Regions from separate parts of the Homo sapiens genome. Here region 2 is linked to region 1. The links are chromatin loops, found by intact Hi-C in ENCODE. Cell type or tissue: endothelial cell of umbilical vein. All regions are shown on one strand. Each heading gives the region's core, and the rest is flanking DNA. Links, peaks and the distances in the headings are about the cores only. Region 1 holds the start of MARK3 (microtubule affinity regulating kinase 3). Region 2 holds the start of TNFAIP2 (TNF alpha induced protein 2).

Region 1 (11,462 bases), core at 1,415-9,414:
CTCATCCCCGGTGTGGGGGGAGCAGCCTGGCATGGAGTCCAAATGGACCTCATATTTCCCAAAGACTCAAAGCATCTGGGGCCTACCTGGAATGTCCCAGGAACACCTACTGCCCGGCCCCTCCTCTTTCCCCTCACCAAGCATGATGACTGCAATGTCTCATAATTATCACACTCTGCTTTTCTCCATCTCTGTGGCTTTACATATTCTCAGTGTTCAGCTCTTGGTCTGCAACATATCTGCGTACAAACACGCACACACACACACACACACACACACACACACACACACACACACACTGAGGAATGGCTCCCGGGTCCCAGTAGTTCCCACTCTCTGGTAGAGGAGTTGTGTTTGTGAGGGCTGTGATGGGGTGACAAGCCTGCAGCAGCCTTTCCATGTTCGTCCAAACTAGATGTGGTGCAGAGAGCACAGGCCTGTGGATCAGCAGATGTGACACTTAGCATGATGGTACTGGTTAGGATCAAGCTAGGCAGTAACACACAACCCAACTGTAGTGGGTGCAACAAGCAGGTGCTTATTTTTTTGCAGAAGAAATCAGGAGGATGGCAATCTCACTGCTAGTGCAGGTGCTTGAAGCTGCCATCGGGGACCCAGATACTTTCTGGTGATAGTGTATATGGGGGGCGTCTGCTGGAGCTTGGGAGATTTGGACCCCCATTCTGGCTCTGTTGCTAACTAGTTGTGCAGCTTCAGACAAAGCTTCTGAAGCTTTGACTTCATTTCTTTATTTGTTTTTAAAATTGCAGGCTGAGTATAGTGGCTCCTGCCTGTAATCCCAGCACTTTGGGAGGCTAAGGTGGGAGCATTGCATGAGGCCAGGAGTTCGAGACCAGCCTGGGCAAAATGGCAAACCCTCATCTGTACAAAAAAAAAAAAAAAATACAAAAAATTAGCTAGGCATGGTGGTACATGCCTGTGGACCCAGCTACTTTGGAAACTAAGGCAGGAGGATCACTTGAGCCCCGAAGTTTGAGGCTGCAGTGAGCTGTGATTGTGCCACGGCACTCCAGCCTGGGTGACAAAGTGAGGCCCTATCTCAAAAATGAATAAATAAAATTGTGGTAACAACATATAACATAAAACCATCTTAACCATCTTAACCATTTTTAAGTGTACAGTTTAGTGGCATTGAGTACATTCATACTGTTGTGCAATCTGTCCTCATGTCTCTTTTCTTTCCAAACGGAAACTCTCCCTATTAAGCAAGAACTCTCTATTTCCTCCTCCCCACTGGCACCACCATTCTGCTTTCTGTCTCAATACATTTGACTGCTCCAGGTAACTCATAGAAGAGGGATCATACAGAATTTGTCCTTTTGTGTTTGACTTATTTCACTCATCATAATGTCCTCAAGTTTCATCTGTGTTGTAGCTAATGTCAGAATTTCCCCTCTTTTTAAGGTTGAATAATATTCCATTGTATGGACATACCACATTTTGTTTAGCCATTCATCTATGGATGGACACTTGGTTTGCTTTCACATTTTAGCTATTGTGAATAATGCTGCCATGAACATGACTGTGCAGATATTTCCTTGAGACTGTGTTTTCAATTCTTTTGGGTATCTATCTGGATGTGGGATTATTAGATCCTATGGTAATTCTATTTCTAATTTTTTTCAAGAAGCATAATACTGCTTTCCATAGAAGCTGCACCATTTTACATCCCCACCAACAGTGCACAGTTTCCAATTTCTCCACGTTCTTGCCAAAATTTGTTATTTTCTGCTTTTTTGGTAGCAGCTATCCTAATGGCTTTGAGACTCAGTTTCTCGTCTGTCCCACAGGGACATAGTAGGGCTAGATTATCTCTAGCTTCTGATGTCTCATGGTGCCTTCCTTCTTGCCATGAAAGTAAGTATTGCTTATGCACATATACATCTTAGTAAATTTAGTTATATCTTTTCAGCTTGGGGCCCCAAGGTAGAAACTATTTTAATATGAAGACAGGAAACAAGAAATATGAAAAGGGATTGAAGAAGGCATTCCAAGGACAACTTCCAAACCCTCCTCTCTATTCCTTCCAGACCATAGATGCACATAATTCTGGGCCACAGAGAGTCCTTTGGACAGAACAATACTTTACTGTTTCTTCTCTTCCTCTCCTTTTCTTTTTTGCTTGTAATTCACACACCCAGGTGGCTAGGCGCAGTGGATCACACCTGTAATCCCAGCACCTTGGGAGGCAGAGATGGGAGGGTTGCTTGAGGCCGGAAGTTCAGTCTGGGCAAGACTTGGTCTCTAAAAATAAATTACCTAGGTATGGTGGTGCATACCTGTAGTCCTAGCTATTCAGGAGGCTGAGGCAAAGAATCACTTGAGCCCCGGAGTTCAAGGCTGCAGTGAGCTATGATCACACCACAGTGCCCCAGCCTGGACAAGAGAGCAAGACCCTGTCTGGCTCAAGCAACAACAAAGGAAGGAAGGAAGAAGGAAGGAAGGAAGGAAGGAAGGAAGGAAGGAAGGATGGATGGAAGGGAGGGAGGGAGGGAGGGAGGAAGGAAGGGGAAAAAGAGAGAGGAAGGGAGGGAGGGAGGGAGGAAAGAGAGAAAAAGGCAGGCAGGCAGGGCAAGAAAGAGACAAAGAGAAAGAAAGAAAGAGAGAAAGAAAGAAGAAAAAAGAAACACACACACCCATCTCCCACTCTTTATAGTGTCATGATGTCATTTAACATAAGTGCAAGGAAAAGTTCAAGGCGTTTAATTCTAGCTTTTACAAAACCCAGAAGCATCTTGAGTTAAGTACTATTATCTTCATTTCCTAACTTTTGGCATTCGCTGACTCATTATTTCATATGTGGCTTGGGTGAGAAAAGCATCTGGGTGGCAACCTCCTCCCCCAGCTACTTCTCTGGCCAATGGGGACTGTTCTGAACTTCCCATACACTTTCTCGCAGCTTCTGCCTGAGGCTGAAACCCTTTCTGGGGTGTTTTCCCAACTGTCATCAGGATGGGATGCAGAACCAGGTGCCATGCTCTGTCCAAACCCTGCCTGGCTCCGGCCTTCTGCAGTCTCACTTCTCACCGCTCACTCTCCTGATATTTACCCAGACCCACCGTGTGGCTTCTCATTGCGGTGCTCATCAGGCCATCCTTCTGCTTGAACTGTCCTTTCTACCCATCCTCCCACAGCTAACTCTGCTCATGCTTTTAGACTCAGCATAAACATCCTCTCCCCCAGGAAGCCTTCCCTGATCCAAACCCCCGAGTTGAGCTAAATGTCCCTGCTTGGGTCTCCCACAACACTTATGCTCACCCCGTCTTATCATAACCAACATTGCAGTTGAAGTGTGTGAAGCACACATTTAACTAATGGAATTCCACTAACTCCTCTTGGCCAGAAGGAGAAAGAGAATAACTTTATTTATTTATTTACTTATTTATTTATTTCTGAGGCATGTTCTTGCTCTGTCTCCCAGGCAGGAGTGCAGTGGGCATCATCCTTCTGCCTTTTTTTTTTTTTTAAGTTTTTGTAGAGACAAGGTCTCACTCTGTTGCCCAGGCTGGTCTCCAACTCCTGGGCTCAAGTGACCCTCCCACCTCAGGCCCCCAAGTAGCTGGGATTACAGATGTGCATGCCGTCTCCCTATTCACATTTTATTTTACTTTATTTTGTTTTTTGAGACGCAGTCTTGCTCTGTTGCTCAGGCTGGAGTGCAGTGGGCTGATCTTCGCTCACTTCAACTCTGCCTCCCAGGTTCAAGAGATTCTCTCACCTCAGCCTCCTTAGTAGCTGGGACTACAGGCACACACCACCGTGCTTGGTTAATTTTTTGTATTTTAGCAGAGATGGGGTTTCACCATGTTGGCCAGGCTGGTCTGAAACTCCTGAGCTCAGGCAATCCGCCCACCTCGGCCTCCCAAAGTGTTAGGATTACAGGCGTGAACCACCGCGCCCGGCCCCTATTCACATTTTAAATAGAACCACTCTTGGCCCCCTGACCACTCCTCTCTGAGGGTTAGATGGGAGCCCTGAGTGTTACCTTAGTCCTCAGGTGTTTTAACATTGGGAGCCTCTGGCCTCTCTGGGAGTGAATCTGGCGTTTAAAGATACATATATTTGGCCGAGCGCAGTGGCTCACGCCTGTAATCCCAGCACTTTGGGAGGCCGAGACGGGCAGATCACAAGGTCAGGAGATCGAGACCATCCTGGCTAAGACGGTGAAACCGCATCTCTACTAAAAATACAAAAAAAATTAGCCAGGCATGGTGGTGGGCACCTGCAGTCCCAGCTACTCGGGAGGCTGAGGCAGGAGAATGGCGTGAACCCGGGAGGTGGAGCTTGCAGTGAGTGGAGATCGCGCCACTGCACTCCAGCCTGGGCGACAGAGCGAAACTCCGTCCCAAAACAACAACAACAACAACAACAACAACAAACATATATTTCGTGGAGCAAGAAATGTCTCAAACATAGCAAGAGAGTTGGGATGCCAACGGACCAAAGGGAAAGCAAGCATGACATAGCCCCCCACTACAAGGGCTTACCTATTATCCAAGCTTTGGGAGCTAGGTTAGAATCCCAGCTCTGTCGCTAACCAACCTGTGTACTTTAGCCAAGTCACTGTACCTGTCTAGACTTCGGATCGCATGTGTGTCTGCCCATCTCATAGGGTTACCCTGAGGCTAAATGAGGTAACAAATGTCATGAACCCACAAGGTAGACTCGACTCTCGGTAACAGTTCGTGTCACCCCCATCTCACACTACTCTCCCTCTTCGGACCCTGCACCCATGGATTCCATCCACCGCTGGCCAGGAGCTGAGTAGAGGCACCGAGCACGTGAAGAGGTGAATGGGCAAGGAAGGCTTCCAGGTCAGGTAGCATTTCCAGTGTTCCAGCCTGCAGGCATCTACCGAGCCTGGCCCGAGGCTGGCACCCAGAGATGCTTCCAGTCTTCCAGCAGCAACGCACTGACTGTAAGAAAAGCCTGCTTATAAACCCCCTACAGGCATTTGGAAGCTGGTCCCTGGGGTCCTCTACAGATTCATTTCGCCCCCAAACCCATCCCCTTTGTGCCACCCTCGTTATTGCACTCTTCCATCCGGATGGCATTTAGCTGGGTCCGGGTCTGTCACCCGTCTGACCACCAGCTCCTTGAGGGCAAGAGGCGCCTGCTGCCCTCAGGGTCCGCGCCCAGCCCGCAGCTGCTCAGATCCGGAGACGGGAAGGTTTGTTGGCGAGAACCTGACTCCCGGGTCACAGTTAAGGATGCAAGAGCCCGGCGCCTTCCCGTAGCCCCGGCCCTGTCATTAATTAATGCTGGGGCTCCATTCGGTGCAGCGCAGTCCCAGGGATGCAACCGCAACTTTTGCGCACAATAGGCTCTCGATCTGTAATCCAGCCAACCCAGGCCTGTAGTGTGTAAATGCCAACTCAGCGGGAGGGCTCTGGCTGTCGCCCAGAGCCGTTTCTCGGCTCTTTCGCGGTTGCCGGCGCGCTCGGGACAGGAGGAACCCGCAGCCCGCGGGAGTCAGCGGAGACCCGACCAGCACTATCCAGCCCTCTGCACCGCCCCCGCGGCGAGGTCTGGACCAAGTCGCCCCTAGCAACAACAGCCGGGCCGGCTTTCTCAGGCCATGCTGATTGGCGGGACTCCGGGTGGCGGCCTGTCGTCACTTCCGGCAGCCGGAGGCAGCAGAGGAAGCCGAGGGGCGGCCATCTTGGCTCCGTGAGGCTCTGAGGTGCCGGGGTGCGGCGGCGGCAGCGGCGGCCAGCAGGGCGGAGGCTGAGGCAGCAAGCTCGCTAGAGAGGGAGAAGCAGTCGGGCGCAGGCGCCTCCTCCGCAGCCCGCTCCATGGTCGGCGCCCACAGCCCGCGGCGGCCTGTCTTGCGCTCCACTTCCTTCACATCCTCCTCCGCCTCCTCGTTTTCAGGCGCCGCCGGCGGCGCTGTGTGGAGGCCCGCGAGCTGAAATTCGCGGTGCGACGGGAGGGAGTGGAGAAGGAGGTGAGGGGGCCCAGGATCGCGGGGCGCCCTGAGGCAAGGGGACGCCGGCGGGCCGAAGCGCAGCCCGCCGCCCGCAGGCTCGGCTCCGCCACTGCCGCCCTCCCGGTCTCCTCGCCTCGGCCGCCGAGGCAGGGAGAGAATGAGCCCCGGGACCCGCCGGGGGACGGCCCGGGCCAGGCCCGGGATCTAGACGGCCGTAGGGGGAAGGGAGCCGCCCTCCCCACGGCGCCTTTTCGGAACTGCCGTGGACTCGAGGACGCTGGTCGCCGGCCTCCTAGGGCTGTGCTGTTTTGTTTTGACCCTCGCATTGTGCAGAATTAAAGTGCAGTAAAATGTCCACTAGGACCCCATTGCCAACGGTGAATGAACGAGACACTGAAAACGTAAGTAACCTGGGCGTTGTAGTTGGCGGACCTTCGGGGTGGCATTCGTGCTCCTCGGGCAGTGCCTTGCAGTCGGGTGTTCCCCCCAGCCGAACGCTCTGGAAATAGAGGGCAGGCCGTAGTCACCCAGGAGGCAGCCAGGTCGGACCGTTTCCTCCAGAAGTCTGCCGTGTCCCGCTGTTCGCGGGCGGGTCTGCGAAGTACATCGATTATGCCGGCAGTCTAGTCGGTTAATAAAGCCCAGGAGTTGCAGCGTTACGGATCGGTGCTTTGAGAGGCCAGGTTGCCGCGCAATGGATTGTGCAAACGTGTGTGTCAGATCACTGCAGTGGTCAGTGCTTATTTTAGCCGAACTCTGCTTTTAACTTGGTCAGGCAGTTCTTGAGAGACTGTCACATTAATAACATATGTTACCGGTGCTGATTAAGAGTAATCGATTGGGTCAAGTGGGCGGTCTCGTTCTTTAAGATGGTCTGGAACTAAATTTAATCACAGTCACTAAGTGTCCACTGAGGGATCTTTGCGGTCCCCTTAGGAATTCCAAAACACTAGCGCGCAGCCTTTATTAAGGCAGTTTCCTTTCCATACAAATCTTTTTTGAAGGAGTTGGTTAAACATTTTGAAAAGCAGATGTATAGTGAAGCTCTGCTCTGCCACTCACTGCCTAGCTGAGGGACACCCGCTGGGGGCTTCGCTGTCCTCCTTCCTAAAAAGAGATTGGCTTAGATGAGCTCTTAGGTCCCTTTCAGCGCTCACAGGCTATGGTTTTATAAAAGGAACCTTTGATTTTGTTCATGTGAAACTACAAAATGCCAGGAACAGCATTGCTAGAGAATGAGAACTTGTAGTAGAAATTCCATTGAAGAAACGTTTGACTCTGTTCGTTTTCTAACTCTGTTCTCCTCTAACACTGGGTTCAAAAGTGTTTCAATCTAGTTGTTGACTATATTCTGTAAAACATCTAGTAAATAATTTGTAAAGAAACTTCACTGGCCTTTCATTAAAAGTGTTATGAGGTAATTGCTGGCACGAAATGTCTTCTCTTAGGGAATGCTTCCTTGCTTTGAGTGTTTTCATGCTTTCAGTAATGTCCTGAGATGTTGTGGCCTAGTGGAGTTAATGCTTTCATTTTGATCTTCAAAAATGCCGCTTGTTTGCTGGATAGCTGTTTGATAATTTAATCCGTAAACGTAAACCATAGCCTAAAGCATCCCTGTAGCATATTAGTATACAATATTTAATGCTCTGTGGCCCTGAGTAAGTAGAACAGTGATGTACCTTTCTCCACCTGAGATAGATTAGAAAATTATATAAAGAGTGAGTAATAGAAACTCTTAGACTAGGTGAGTCAGGGAACTAATTTCCTTATAGTCCTTTTAAAGAAACCTTATTTATTTGTTTATTTATTTATTTATTTACTTATTTATTTTTTGAGACAGACCGAGACTGTCTCCCAGGCTGGAGTGCAGTGGTGCGATCTTGGCTCACTGCAGCCTCCACCTCCCAGGCTGAAGTGATTATCATGCCTCAGCCTCCCGAGTAGCTGGGATTACTGGCGTGCACCACCACGCCCGGCTAATTTTTGTATTTTTAGTAGAGACAGGGTTTCACCATGTTGGCCAGGCTGGTCTAGAACTCCTGGCCTCATGTGATCCACCCGCCTCGGCTCCCCAAAGTGCTGAGATTACAGGCATGAGCCAGTGTGCCCAACTGATTAGTTTTGATCATTGATCTTCACTCAGAGAAGCAAAACCTTACATTGAACCAGAGTAGGAGCTCCATGCTTTCTAAACTGAAGCCAAAAACAGTCATAGCAGATTTGTGATAATGAAGGATTTCAAATGGGTCTTTTTTCTTTCTTTCTTTTTTGAGATGGAGTCTGGCTCTGTCTCCCAGGCTGGAGTGCCGTGGCATGATCTCGGCTCACTGCAACCTCCGCCTCCCGGGTTCAAGTGATTCTCCTGCCTCAGCCTCCTGAGTAGCCAGGATTACAGGCATGTGCCACCACTCCCGGCTAATTTTGTATTTTTAGTAGAGACGGGGTTTCTCCATGTTGGTCGTGCTGGTCTCAAACTCCCGACTTCAGGTGATCCTCCCGCGTCAGCCTCCCAAAGTGCTGGGATTACAGGCGTGAGCCACCACGCCCAGCCATGTAGTGTATTTAAAATGAATTTTTGACTTTTTTTAAAAATCAAGTTTATCACACATCGTTGCATTAATTTACCATGCCCTGTTACATTTTTAACTCTTGCATTGGCATGTTCTGGAAGGAGCTGTGTAGCTTTCACAGTGTGGAGCCCTTGTGTCAGTGTTATAACTCAGGTATAGTCCATATTAATTACCTACATTACTGCACTGCTAAGTATTAGACTTCCTGCCAATTGAGTGGTGAATGTACAAGAATGAATGGGAGCTCTCATTCTGTTGAGAACCTTTTTTCTTAAAGTTAGGTTTGTTGAGATGTAATGTTCATCTGTTTTAAGTATACAGTTTGGTGAATTTTGACAAGCGTATAGTTATGTAACCGCTATCACAATCAAGATGTAGAACACTTCCATTGCCAGAAAGGTCCCTTATGGCCCTGTATAGTCAGTGCCCTCTCCCTTTCTTAGCCCCTGGGTAACCACTGATCTGCTTTCTGTCCCTGTAGTTTTGCCTTTTCTAGGATGCTATGTAAATGGAGTCACAGTGTAAATAATCTTTTGTGTCTTCTTTCACTTAGAGTAGTGCTTTTGAGATTTATTTGAATGTGTATCAGTATCAGTAGTTCATTCCTTTTTATTGCTGAGTAAGTATTTCCTTGTTTGGATGTGCCACAATTTTTTTTAATCCACTCACCAGTGATGGACATTTTTGGCTATTGTGACTAGAACAGTTTTCTTTTAGTATTCTGTAAAAATACTTTTTATTGTGCTTACCCCAGGAATCTTATTTAAATTTTAAGTAATTGTATATAACTGTGATAAGAATGTCGCTTATTAGATCAAGACTAAGAAAAGGCAGGCCGGGTGTGGTGGCTCATACCTGTAATCCCAGCACTTTGAGAGGCTGAGGCTGGCGGATCACGAGGTCAGGAGATCGAGACCATCCTGGCTAACATGGTGAAACCCTGTCTCTACTAAAAATACGAAAAATTAGCCGGGCGTGGTGGCAGGCACCTGTAGTCCTAGCTACTCGGGAGGCTGAGGCAGGAGAATGGCATGAACCTGGGAGGCAGAGCTTGCAGTGAGCCGAGATTGGGCCACCACATTCCAGCCTGGGCGACAGAGCCAGACTCCATCTCAAAAAAAAAAAAAAATTAGCCAGGTGCGGTGGTGCATGCCTGTAATTCCAGCTACTCAGGAGGCTGACGTGGGAGAATCACTTGAACACAAGAGGTGAAGGTTGCAGTGAGCCGATATCATGCCACTGCACTGCAGCCTGAGTGACAGAGTAAGACTCTGTCTCCAAAAAAAAAAAAAAAAAAAAGCAGACAACTTGCAACATTATCTTCATCCTTGTACACTAATTTGTTTTTGTTTGTTTGATTTCCAAATATTAATGTCCACCCTTAGTGAATGGGTATATAAAAGTTTACTGTTGGCCAGGTGCAGTGGCTCACGCCTGTAATCCCAGCACTTTGGGAGGCCGGGGCAGGTGGATCACCTGAGGTCAGGAGTTCGAGACCAGCCTGACCAAGATGGCAAAACCCTGTCTCTACTAAAAATACAAAAATTAGCCGGGTGCGGTGGCGGGCACCTGTAATCCCAGCTACTTGGGAGGCTGAGGCTGGAGAATCGCTTGAACCCTGGAGACGGAGAGTGCAGTGAGCTGAGATCAAGCCATTGCCCTCCAGCCTGGGCGACAGAGGGATACTCCGTCTCAAAAAAAAAAAAAAAAAAAAAAAGGCCGGGCGCGGTGGCTCACACCTGTAATCCCAGCACTCTGGGAGGCCGAGGCGGGCAGATCACGAGGTCAGGAGATCGAGACCATCCTGGCTAACACGGTGAAACCCTGTGTCTACCAAAAATATAAAAAATTAGCCGGGCGTGGTGGCAGGTGCCTGTAGTCCCAGCTACTCGGGAGGCTGAGGCAGGAGAATGGCGTGATCCCGGGAGGCGGAGCTTGCAGTGAGCCAAGATGGCGCCACTGCACTCCAGCCTGGGCGACAGAGTGAGACTCCATCTCAAAAAAAAAGTTCACTGTTGCTGCATCGTGTTATAGCTCAAAAGAACTACTCAATCTGATCCAGTGAGGTTGCTGAGACTCAGAGAGGTGACAAAGGCTGCTAGTAATGACAGAAGACCACTAACTATTTAGTAGCAAAGCCTCTACTGGGCCCCAGATCTCTAGCTTAGGCTCCACAAGGAGATGTAGTTGTACCTGTACATAGAGTATTTCTAAAACTTTTTTTTAAGCTTGTAGATCAGGGGTGTCCAATCTTTTGGCTTCCCCGGGCCACATTGGAAGAATTGTCTTGGGCCACAGATAAAATACACTAACACTAACAATAGCTGATAAGCTTTAAAAAAACTGCAAAAAAAATCTCACAGTGTTTTAACAAAGTTTATGAATTTGTGTTGGGTCACTTTCAAAGCTGTGGTGGGCTGCATGCAGCCCTAGGGCTGTGGGTTGGACAAGCTTGCTGTAGATTTTATTTTGATTTTGAGACAGTATCTCGCTCTGTCACCCAGGCTGGAGTGCAGTGGAGCAATCACAGCTTGCTGTAACCTTGACCTCTTGGGCTCAAGCAATCCTTCCGACTCAGCCTCCTGAGTAGCTGGGACTACAGGCGTGCCCCACCACATGCATGGCTAATTTTTAATTTTTTCGTAGAGATGAGATCTCCCTGTATTGCCCAAGGTGGTCTCTAACTCCTGGGCTCAAGCAGGCCTCCTGTCCCAGCCTCCCAAAGCACTGGAATTACAGGTGTGAGCCACCACACTCAGTCAAAACTATTTTTTAAAATATTTTATTATAGGAAAATTTAAAAAAATAGAATGTTATTTATCAATGCTTCTCAGCCACAGGGTGATTTTGCCCTCTAGTGGACATTTGACAATGTCTAAAGACATCTTTGGTTATCACAGCTGGAGAAAGGTTTGGCTGACCAGGAATGCTACTAAACATTT
Region 2 (11,462 bases), core at 1,780-9,779, 260 kb before region 1:
ACCATACCCGGCTCATTTTTTATTTTTAGTAGAGACAGGGTTTCACCATGTTGGCCAGGCTGATTTCGAACTCCTGACCTCAGGTGATCCGCCCGCCTTGGCCTCCAAAAGTGCTGGGATTACAGGTGTGAGCCAGCGATCCCACGATCCCAGCCTTTTTTTTTTTTTTTTTTTTTTTTTTTGAGATAGGGTCTTGCTCTGTTGCCCAGGCTGGAGTGCAGCCACATGATCTGGGCTCACTGCAACCTCCACTTCCCGGGTTCAAGTGATCCTCTCACCTCAGCCTCCTGAGTAGTTGGGACCACAGGTGCCCACCACCACGCTGGCTAATTTTTGTGTTATTATTTTTATTATTTGGTAGAGACAGGGTTTTGCCATGTTGCCCAGGCTCTTTCTCTAAAGCTTTTAAATAAACTTTCACTCCTGCTTTCAAACTTGTTGCAGTCTCTCACTTTGCCTTAGACTTCTCAGTTGAATTCTCTTTTCTGAGGAGGTAAGAACTGAGGTTGCTGCAGACCTGGATGGATTTGCTCCTGCTAACATACTTCAGTGCTTCATGACTTGGATATAGTCTCTCCCGGTAACACCTCCCCTCCCCTCCTCTTCCCTCCCCTCCCCTCCCCTCCTCTTCCCTCCCCTCCCCTCCCCTCCTCTTCCTTCCCCTTCCCTCCCCTCTCCTCCCCGACTTCCTTCTCCAAACAGCCCCATGAAGCAGCACTGGGCTTCCCAAGAGAGGTCCTGCCACGTGACTGGCCTCTGTCATTGGCAGAACCCTGCATAGGCCGTAGCTCTGCAGCTGTTTTCCTGGAAATTATGCCGGCTCCGAGAAGGGCCCATGTTCTACAGGAACCCCAGGCAGAAGGGACCGGAGCTGCACTTAGGCATTTTGCATCAGTACCAGAGAGCTGTGGTGAAAGACTAGAGTTTTAGGAGAGCTGAACTTGGGGAGGAGAGTGGCCGCTTGCAGCTGGCATAGAGAACTTCCTATGCCCATGAGTTCCACCAGGACCCACTCCTCCAGGAAGCCCTCCTACACCACACTATTTGGAAGGCCACTGGGGTTGGGGTCCTGCTGCCCCATAGGCCCTGCTTTCTCTCCCATGGCCCTTCTCCAGCAAGGACAGTGGGTCAGGCTCATGGAATAGCTGCAGAAGCCATACCTCATCAGGCCTCGGTTTCTCCATCTGCCAAATACGAAAAGGAATCCTTGGCCTGGCTTCCTCCTAGGAGGAAAGGGGCAGGGGGGCTATCAACAAATCGACAGTGTCCCGTGGGGCTGGGGTGGGGCACCGCCTGATGGTACATGTCTGGGCTGCTGAGGGTCCTCATGCTCCCTCCTTTGCAGGAGGGGATGTGCCGTGAAAGTGGCTCCTGGTCAGCTGTCCTGGCCATCCCACAGTCCCGGAGGAGGTCAGCAGACTTCAGCCAGGGTCTCATGGAGCTGTAGGTGATGCTGAGCAAGTCACTGCTCCTCTTGGGGAAGGCTGGGTGGCAGCAGGGACCTCAGGCTTAAGGCCTCAACCTCTGTGCCTGCTTCTCTGAGACTCAGTTTCCTCATCTGTCAACAGGGAACACAATGGCCCCACCCCATGCAGACAGTAGGGCATCCCCAGGAAGAGTCTCAGGGCTGGTGACAGCCTGAGAAGTGAAAGGGAGAAGCAGGGTGAGTGTTGGGGTCCTGGGAACCAGGGTTAGGGCAGTGGGAAGTGCAAGTCATCATGCAGAGGGAAGTGGGCCCGGGCTGCTGGGGGAGGGGCTAGGTGACCCACCCTGAGGTCAGCACCACTCTTGTGACCAAGGCTAGCAGCTGCAGCCACGCCTCTGGCCAGGCCCAGCCACCTATAGGCCCTCTGCCCCTCGTGATCACCCACCACCCTGGGCCCTGCTCCAGGTTGCTCTCCCTTCTGCCTTCGACTGCCCTCTTCTTCCTTTTTTTTTTTTTTTTTTTTTTTTGAGATGGAGTTTCACTCTTGTTGCCCAGGCTGGAGTGCAATGGCGTGATCTCAGCTTACCGCAACCTCTGCCTCCCAGGTTCAAGTGATTCTCCTGCCTCAGGCTCCCGAGTAGCTGAGATTACAGGCATGCACCACCACACCTGGCTAATTTTGTATTTTTAGTATTTTGTATTTTGTATTTTTAGTAGAGACGGGATTTCTCCATGTTGGTCAGGCTGGCCTCGAACTCCCGACCTCAGGTGATCCGCCCGCCTTGGCCTCCCAAAATGCTGGGATTACAGGGGTGAGCCACCATGCCCAGCCCCAACTGCCCCTCTTCTAGAGAGCTTTCCTCTAGGTGCCTTCAAGAATGCAGAGAGAGGGCCAGTAATGTGCCTCCCTGTGTTATTCTCTGGTCCGTGCTGAATCGGCCTTTTCTGCTGCCCTACAGGGCGCAGGTGGAGGTTTAATTAATGGACTAAATGAGGTAATGAAAAAGATTGGGAAAAATTTTTTTCAAGGTGAAAAAGGAGTGAAGGATAGTACCTCCCATTTCTGCATCTAAACTCCTTGGTCTAGAAGTCCTTTCTTGTGTCTGACTTAAATACATCAAGCTGAATTTCAGACGCTGAGCAACGTTGGAGGAGAAGCAAGATAACACTGTGCTTAGTGAAGGGGCTCCTAGCTTCACCACTGGCTGGCACATGACTGGACCGCTCTGTGCCTCAGTTTCCTCATCTGTGAAAAGAAGAGAGTTAGTGCCCACTTCATTAGGCTGTCCGATGAAATCGGCTAATGTATACAAAACACTTAGAACAACGCCTGGCACCGGTGGAGATCAACAAACATCAGCAGTCTACCCAAAAGAATTGAAAGCAGGAACGTGAACAGATATTTGCATACCCGTGTTCTTTTGTTTGTTTGTTTTTGTTGTGAGACAGGGTCTTACTCTGTTGCCCAGGCTGGAGTGCAGTGGTGCAATCATGGCTCACTGCAGCCTTAACCTGCCAGGCTCAGGTGGTTCTCCCACCTCAGCCTCCCAAGTAGCTGGGGCTACAGGTGCACCCCATCACACCTGGCTAATTGTTTGTATTTTTGGTGGAGACAGGGTCTCACTATGTTGCCCAGGTTGATCTTGAGTTCCAGAGCTCAAGCGATCCACCCGCCTGGGCCTCCCAAAGTGCTGGGATTACAGGCATGAGCCACCACACCTGGTATACACACCCATGTTTTATAGCAGCACTGTACACAGCAGCCAAGAGGTAGCAGCAATCCCAGTGTGCACAGAGAGATGAATGAATGCACAGTGTAGCCCATCCATACAATGGAATATGATTCAGCCTCAAAAAGGAAGGGAATTCTGATACCTGCTACCACATGAATGAATCTTGAAGGCATTATGCTGAGTGAAATAAACCTGACAACGCCCTCCTGGCAGATGCAGACACAAAAGGATAAACGCTGTGTGACTCTATTTATTTGCAGTACATAGAATAGTCAAGACCACAGAGACGAAAGGTAGAATGGCGGTTGCCAGGGCCCGGAGGAGAGGGAAAGAGGAGTTAGTGCATAGTGGGTAGAGTTTCCGTTTTGCCAGGTGACGATTTCTGCAGGTGGAGGGTGCTGTTGGTTGCACGACCCTGTGAATATACTTAATGCCACTGAACTGTGCACTTAAAAGATTATAAATTGCATTATGTATATTGTACCATAATAATTTTTAAACAGTCAGCTGTCATTGCTCTGGCAGACAGAAGGGAGGGAACATCCCATGTGTCGTAGCCTCTGAGGCCCTGGGTTGCGTGCGAGGAGCTGACCGTGGCTCCTGGCCAGGTGCTGGCACACTCGCCTTCTAGGCTAAATGGAGAGGTCATTGCCAGTCTGCTCCTGTCTGCTGCCCTCCCCACCAGGCAGAGCCCCCTGCTCACTGCCCCTGGCCTGTGCCCTGGGGAGCTGGGGAATGGGACAGCCGCTGGCCACTGGTCACAAACATCGCCACCCAGCATGTGATGCTGGCTTCCTGCTGGGGAGGAGCCGTAGGCTGGCCTTTGGCTCCTCTGGAAGTGCCTGGCCTCTTGGGAACTGCTTTCTGCATCTGCGAGAAGAGGGTAAGGACTGCTCCTGCCCTATGGGCCCCATTGGCTGTCATCCCTTGGGCCTCCATGCTGCCCCATTTTCAGAAGACTTTCCTTGTCTTGAGGACTTCACGTATGTTACCATTGACCCTCATGCCTGAGCTTAGAGAGGGGAAGTGACTGGTGCAGACACAAGTCCAAGGCAGCAGCCTCGTTTCCCAATCCCCAGCCGGTGCTCTGGGCGGGCCACTGCCGTCAGTGGGGGACAAGGGTGGCAGCCCCGCCTCAGCCCTGCAAAGCCCGTGGAGACCAGGGGCTGCCTTCGAGGGGACAGTGGGGCCTAAGGCCTGACAACGCCCTCCTGGCAGATGCAGACTTCCCGAGCAATTTCCCGATCTGCTTGGGAATGGGAGGGGGGGTGAGGGGGTGGGGTGGGGGAACAGAGTCTGGCAGGAGAGGCTTGTGGGGATTGCACAATGAGGCCACAGCAGCCAGCCGTGAAGGCAGCCACCGGCCAGGGCCCCTCAGCCCGTATCCTCATCGCCCCTGTGTGGATGAACTCCATCTGCGCGGTGCCGGTGGAAGGACCCTCCCAGCCCCGGGACACCGCGGCTCTGTGGACTCATCTGAAAAATGTCATCCCTGGAGTCCTAGGAGAGAAGGGGTGGGGTTGGCAGCCTTAACGCCCCATCCTGCATCCTGGCGGCCTCCCGCATCCGCTCCCCCACAGGTTCCCCAGAGACAGGATGATGGATGGCAATCCGAGTGCAAACCTGGCGCTTGGCCAGCACTCTGGAAGAGGAAGTTCTCAGTTCCCAGGGCACCTGAACCCACAGCCGCCCCCACTCCGCTGGCCCCCCTGGTCCTGGAAGACCTGTTACTAGGCTGCAGAAGGGGTGGCGGAGTGATCAGGGGGCGGGGAAAGAGGCCAAACAAAAGAGGGGAGGAGCAGAGGCCCCAGTGAGGCAGGAGGGAAGCCCCTGCCCAGCGGGAAATTCCTAAATGTCTGGGTCCTTTCCAGAGGGCAGGAATTCCTAGCCTAGAGTGTGAAATAAGGAAGGAAGTGAATCTCCAGTGGGTTCCCTTCACAGCCCCTTTCCATCCTCCCCACATGCCCCACCCCCACATCTCCCAAAACAAACCCTGAGAGACGGTGTGGATGGGGAGACAGGCCTGGAAACGGAGGCCTGCGCTGAATGGGCAAAGCCGGGTTGATGATCCAGACGAGGCCCTGGAGTCTGGGCCTTGGGCCCCTCCCCTTCTGCCTGCTCCGGCAGCCTGTGGGTCCAGCCCCAGCCCCAGAGGGGGAAAGGCTCCAGTGGGAGTCCCATAGGCCTGGCTAGGAACCCCACTCCGCTACTTAAAGTGGTGTGAGCCGGGTCAGCCACTTCACCTTTCCGCATTTACGCATTTCAAGCAAGGCTTGACGACCGGAGGGGCTCAAGGCCCTGTGCACAGCCGCGCGGCCAGCACTCTGGCCAGCCTTGTAGCCCCCTTCCCCTTAGGGGGCCTCCTTCAGGAAGCCCCCGTCCCCTGCCTCCTTGTGGCCACGGTGACACCGGAACACTTCAGAGGGGCGGCTGGGGAGTTGGGGTGGGACGGGCTCTCCCGCAGCTGGAGCCGGTGTGTGACGCGGGAACGCGGCCAAGCGCGCCCCATCCAGGCGGCCTATCAGGAGCCGTCGTCGGACAATGGCTCCGCGCCTGACAACCCCGTCGTCCCCGTGCCGTCCCCCGAACTCCACATACCATGCGACGCGCGGCCAGCCCCCCGCCCCTGCCCGGCTGCTGGGAGGAAGTGACAGCGCCCCGCATCCCCCGCTGGGCAGGCCGGGCGCGCCCAGCCCCTGGGACGCAGGGACACAGCCGGGCCGCGCTGGGCCTTGGCCTCCGCCCGCGGGTTTTCCGCGGTTGCGGCGGGGCGGGGAAGGAGGGGCGGGCGGGGCGGGGCTGACTCTGCGACTATTTCAGGCCTTGCGGAACCCGGGCCAGGACAGTGGCGGCCAGGCCGGGACACGGTAAGTGACCTCCGCTTCCACACGTCCATTCCCCGCCGCTCCGCGCGGCTTCTCGCCCGCCCCTACCCCGAGGCCAGGCCGGATTCCCCGAGGAAAGAGCCTGTCGCCGCGGCGGGGACAGGAGGGGGCTGGACGCTTCCAGGGAAACTGAGGCCCTGGCGCGCCCAGCGTCCGCGCGTCCGGGCGCAGAGGGGCCAAGGCTGGCTGAGGGCCCGGGCCTGCCAGAGGCAGGGAGGGCGGGGCTGGGGCAGGCGCAGGGGTCTCCCCTCCATTACAGCAGAAAGGCCCCAGGTCCGGCGTGACTCCCCGGCCGGGCGACACAGGCCGAGTCACTTCCTCGCCCGTGCCCGGGTGTCCTCATCGGGGGATGGGTGCGCCTTCCACATCCTGCCCAGGACTGAAGGAGCCGGGCCCAGCGAGCTCCCGGGAGGTGTGTGGACATCAGCCCTGACGGGGAAGGCGAGCCAGGTCAGTGGACCTGAGGAGAGGCCGGGCAGCAGGAGGCTGGGGGGCGCTGTTGAGCCACTGGCTGTGACCCCTCTACGAGCCTCCCAGCAGGCCCCTTCCTGCCTCAGTGGGCCCAACCAGCGGCAAGGCTCAAAGGAACGCCCCTCCTCCCCTTCTTCCTTTCTGGCTGCACCGGCTCGCTGCTGCCTGCAGGACAGACTCAGGACACAGGAGACTCACCCCCACTGAGGCCCAGCTAGGCGCCCAGCACTTGGCTGTGCGGTTTGGCCACATCCCCTCAGCAGCACTGTGGGGTGGGGGTCCTCATCCCCTTTTCAAAGACGGGGAAACGGCGGCTTGTGAAGGAAGGAGGTGTGCAGTCCACACACTAGTGAGAAGTGTGCTGAGCCCACACCGAAAGCGTTTCTCTTTCCATGGCACCAGCTGCCTCGGAGAGCGGAGACCTGGGGCGAGGCCCAGGGGGCTGCAGCAGGACCTTCAGGCGCTCTGGGTTTCGTGTCACAGAGGGGAGAAGGCGGTGATGCTGTGGGGGTCCTGCGGGAGCTGTGCCTGGAGGTGGGACAGAGCCTAGTACATGTGGGGTGGGACAGGGAAGGCTGAGGTGAGGCTGGCAGGGAGCATTGCTGGTAAGGGCCACCCTCCCCCACCCCAGGAGAATGGCAGAGGTGGGGCCTGGGCACCCAGGGTGGGGCTGAGTGGCCCTGCCAGACAGACCAGCTCCCGCGGGTGCTAGGCATGCACCTGAGAGGGGCTGGGAAGCGAAGTTGGGGCACCGGGTGGGGAGCAGAGGTGCCCCATGGCCTTGCCCCTGGGGCTCCCTGGAGCATGCCCCTCTTGGTCCTGGAGTGGAATGCTCAACCCAAATGGCACTAGGGAGGCCAGTGCCATCCAGGAGTGTGGGACTCTGCCCAGGGCACTGGGTGAGCATGGCAGGGGCTGGGGGTGGGAGGAGCCCAGGCTTCCTGTCCCTCAGGTGGCTCTGGCCAAGCCCCTCCAGGATGGGGACAGGGTAGTGGGGCTGGTGGAGGCAGCGGGGCCATGGGAAGAGTCGGATGGGCCCAGTCTGAGCCTCCATGGCTGCTGTGCTTGGGGCAAACACCTCCTACTCAGCCTCAGTTTCTCCTTCTGGATGGTGGATCATCCTGCCTGCCTTGCAGGGCTGTTTCAGGGGTCACTTGAAGTTACCATGATACATGAGACAAGGCTGCATGCATTTAGTCTTGGGGTGGGGCAGACAGGTGGCATCAAGGTTACAGGTCACCCCAGTTCTTGGGGAGGCCCAGCCCCTGCCTGCTTCCCCCTTTCAGATCAGCCATGCTCTTCTCCAGTGGACCTGGCCTTGCTCTGACAATGGTCAGGTGCTGGGCAGGGACTCTGGGGAAGCTCGGGTCTTGCCTCTCTGGATGTAGCTTGCAGGATAGCTGGGGATGTGGAGGCAGGGGAAAGCTGGGCTCTGGGACCGGGTGGCCTGAGTTCCAAGCCCAAGCTATTGACTATAGGGACAGTTTAAGCCGAAATAACACCCTTCCAGATGAGAGAAAGGAAGAGATGGGATGGGCACCCAGGAAGGCTGCAGAAACTGGAAGCCTTTGTGATGATGCTACGATCCCATTTGGGAGGGGGTGGGAGCCAGGAAGCCTGGGTTCTGGACCCGAGTTGCTGTGTGACTTCAGGCCGCCCTGTGACTTGCTGAGCCCCTTGCCCCAGTGATGTGTGAAAGGCTGTCTGAGGTCCCACCCACTGTGGCTTCTGTAGATCCTGGTCAGGCTCTGCCCCTTTCATGGCCCAGCTGGAGCAGCTGTGTTTCTGTGACCCCACCGCTGGATCAGAACTGGACAAGATGGCAGAGGGGCTGGGTCTGGGCAGGAGGAGGCTGGGTTCCAGTCTCAGGCCGGTTCTGGTGTTCTAGACCCCGGCATGTCCCAGACCTTTCTGGACCTCTGTTCCTGCTCTGTCCAAAGGGACAGAGCCCATGCCCCGCCTCTTCCCTAGGGTCCCGTGGGATCCAGGGAGGTGTCCATTGCCTGCTTCCTGCCCAGAGGGTGGGCTGGCAGGGAAGGATTTGCCCAAGTAAAGTGAAAGTCCCCCTCTGTGTGGCGGGCTTGGCGTCCCCAGCCTCTTCCTTGCTTCTGGGGCTGTGAAGTATTGGAAGGGGAGCTGTAGATGGTGAGATGCTCGTGGCCAGGGAGGAAGCACAGTTGTTGGTGCTCATCTGGGCCAGGAGATGAGCAGAGCCCCGGTGGCTGAATGGGTGAAACAGACTGAGTGTACTCAATGCAGCCAGCATAGCTGTGTGTCCAGCCTGGGAGCCAGGGCCGGTCCATGGTGACCACTGATGCCTTCACCCCCACCCCGCAGGAGCCTGCAGGCCTGAACCAGGGTGATGCTGAAGATGATGACCTTCTTCCAAGGCCTCTAGAGCCATCAGCCTGTGCCAGGCACCCTCGACTTGCCTAGAGGCCCCCAAAAGTTGCAGTCCACATCAGAGGCAGAGTCAGAGGCCTCCATGTCGGAGGCCTCCTCTGAGGACCTGGTGCCACCCCTGGAGGCTGGGGCAGCCCCATATAGGGAGGAGGAAGAGGCGGCGAAGAAGAAGAAGGAGAAGAAGAAGAAGTCCAAAGGCCTGGCCAATGTGTTCTGCGTCTTCACCAAAGGGAAGAAGAAGAAGGGTCAGCCCAGCTCAGCGGAGCCCGAGGACGCAGCCGGGTCCAGGCAGGGGCTGGATGGCCCGCCCCCCACAGGTGCTCTAGGACCCTGGGTTAGAGCTAGTCTGGGGCCTGGACGGGGTTGGCGCTCATCCGCGTGAGTGAGCCACTTGCACAGTGGGCCGGCAAGTGGGGCTGGAAGGCGCGTCTGTCTCCCTGCTTTCACCTGTGCCGCAATCTGGGGGGCTGGGAGGCCTTCAGCCTAGTCAGGGACACCGACATCACCCTTTAGGGTGTTGGCCGCCGGCCCTGTGCGCGTCTAGGGGAGGACGGTCCCGCTTGGCGCTGGCCGCCCCGCCCGGTGGGCGGTGGGCTGGGGCCGGGGCTGACGCGGCTTTCCCGGCGCAGTGGAGGAGCTGAAGGCGGCGCTGGAGCGCGGGCAGCTGGAGGCGGCGCGGCCGCTGCTGGCGCTGGAGCGGGAGCTGGCGGCGGCGGCGGCGGCGGGCGGTGTGAGCGAGGAGGAGCTGGTGCGGCGCCAGAGCAAGGTGGAGGCGCTGTACGAGCTGCTGCGCGACCAGGTGCTGGGCGTGCTGCGGCGGCCGCTGGAGGCGCCGCCCGAGCGGCTGCGCCAGGCGCTGGCCGTGGTGGCGGAGCAGGAGCGCGAGGACCGCCAGGCGGCGGCGGCGGGGCCGGGGACCTCGGGGCTGGCGGCCACGCGCCCGCGGCGCTGGCTGCAGCTGTGGCGGCGCGGCGTGGCGGAGGCGGCCGAGGAGCGCATGGGCCAGCGGCCGGCCGCGGGCGCCGAGGTCCCCGAGAGCGTCTTTCTGCACTTGGGCCGCACCATGAAGGAGGACCTGGAGGCCGTGGTGGAGCGGCTGAAGCCGCTGTTCCCCGCCGAGTTCGGCGTCGTGGCGGCCTACGCCGAGAGCTACCACCAGCACTTCGCGGCCCACCTGGCCGCCGTGGCGCAGTTCGAGCTGTGCGAGCGCGACACCTACATGCTGCTGCTCTGGGTGCAGAACCTCTACCCCAAGTGAGCAGACCAGGGGCTGGGCCCGGGCCGGCAGGGAGGGTGTCCTCTGTAGGAGGGGTGTCGAGGGGTGTCGAGGTGTGCCGCCGGCAGCTTTTAGTGAGGTCGGTGTTTGCAGAGTTTTGGGTCCGAGAATGCAGGGGTGGGACTTGGACTCCCTGGGGCAGAGCCTGGACAGGCAGAGACTGGGCCTGGACACAGGGATAAGGCTGGGGCTGGGTCTGCGTTGCTCTTGGAATCCTTAATTTCCTGGGCCTCAGTCACATTCTGCTGTTGGGGAAACTGAGGCACAGAAAATGGTAGGGATTTCATTCACGAGCGCCCAGTCTGAGGAGGGGGCAAAGCAATCAATAACCATCCAGAGCTGGAAGGGCTGTGGCAGCAGAGGCCAGGCCCCGTGCAGAGCATGGGCCCAAAGCAGGCCTGGAGAAGTCAGGGAAGCCAGCCTGGAGGAGGTGAAAGCCAGCGGTCCTTCTCTGAGCCAGGGAATCAGGCCAGGAGGCAGGAGGAGGGGTGATAGGGCAGGTAGGGGAGAAGGTGAGAGGAAGGTCGGTGCTCCTGAGCATGTCCTCTTCCAGGGCACTCTGGAGCTGAGCAGAGCTATGCGGGCACCCCCAGGCAGGAGAGTTCCAAGTGATGGGCTAGGGCCACGTGTCTTGTTAGACCCCCATTGTGTAGGGTTACCCTGTGAGCCCGCCGCAGAGCTGGAGCCCCTCAGGTGGGAGGCTGGCTGTGCAGCTGGTACCCCTGCTGAGTACAGCCTCAGGCGTCCCTTGACTCCATAGATCCCTGGGCGTGCCCGTCATTCGCACGGTCTGCATGGAGAGAGGCTTACTGCAGTGTGGAAAGGCCCAGGGCGGGGGAGTCCAGGGGCTGTTATTGTGGGGCTTGGCCACTGCTGGCCCCAGATCCTAGTGTGAAACTTTAGGAAGGAAGCCTGGAGGTATAGACAGTGTGGGCAGTGTCTGCCGTCTCGGGGGCCTTGGGTGGCCTGTGGGCTCAGTTCGTGTTGAAGGGTCAGCCTCTGGCAGAAGGATAGAGAAAGGGTCCAGTGGAGAGGGTGGGAGAGGAGTCAGCAGGGCATAGGGGAACTGGCACAGGGCAGGGGCCACGGGAGAGATAACCCAGCCCAGAGCCAGTTCCCGCTTGCTCGTCCTGACTCACCAGGAAATGCCGGGCACCTGCACCCCTGCCTGCCAGTCTTTCTGTCCCAGTGACCTCGGGGTCTGCTGGCCTGGGGTTAGCAACAGGCAACTAAAGCCAAGCTGGGCATGGAGCCCTGGTGAGAGGGTG

The links. A loop is a pair of places that touch in the nucleus more often than their neighbours do. Peaks named below come from ENCODE experiments on the same cell type or tissue, not always from the same donor. Only the 100,000 strongest peaks of a DNase experiment are listed, where the experiment ranks them.
Region 2: it touches region 1 in a loop (2.3-fold over the local background); 2 of 110 quality-filtered maps call a loop at or near these places.

What each region holds. Positions count from the first base shown.
Region 1 is chr14:103,379,730-103,391,191 of GRCh38, forward strand. MARK3 (microtubule affinity regulating kinase 3) reads left to right here and starts at 5,686. Exons shown (of 18, transcript NM_001128918.3): 1 at 5,686-6,351. The coding sequence starts at 6,301. RefSeq lists enhancers at 4,511-5,502, 5,503-6,492, 6,433-6,622 and a silencer at 5,963-6,152. In endothelial cell of umbilical vein, for the core only: a CTCF peak has its summit at 6,052; DNase peaks (open chromatin) are centred at 5,612, 6,542 and 7,242; H3K4me3 peaks cover 2,647 bases; H3K27ac peaks cover 1,999 bases.
Region 2 is chr14:103,117,458-103,128,919 of GRCh38, forward strand. TNFAIP2 (TNF alpha induced protein 2) reads left to right here and starts at 6,004. Exons shown (of 12, transcript NM_006291.4): 1 at 6,004-6,494; 2 at 8,853-9,235; 3 at 9,548-10,172. The coding sequence starts at 9,001. It overlaps LINC00677 (long intergenic non-protein coding RNA 677), which reads right to left and starts at 5,452. Exons shown (of 2, transcript NR_138038.1): 1 at 5,152-5,452; 2 at 3,392-3,574. RefSeq lists enhancers at 4,935-5,467, 5,468-6,001, 10,753-11,462 and silencers at 5,666-5,945, 6,246-6,295. In endothelial cell of umbilical vein, for the core only: a CTCF peak has its summit at 6,564; DNase peaks (open chromatin) are centred at 4,104, 4,934 and 6,464; H3K4me3 peaks cover 1,509 bases; H3K27ac peaks cover 749 bases.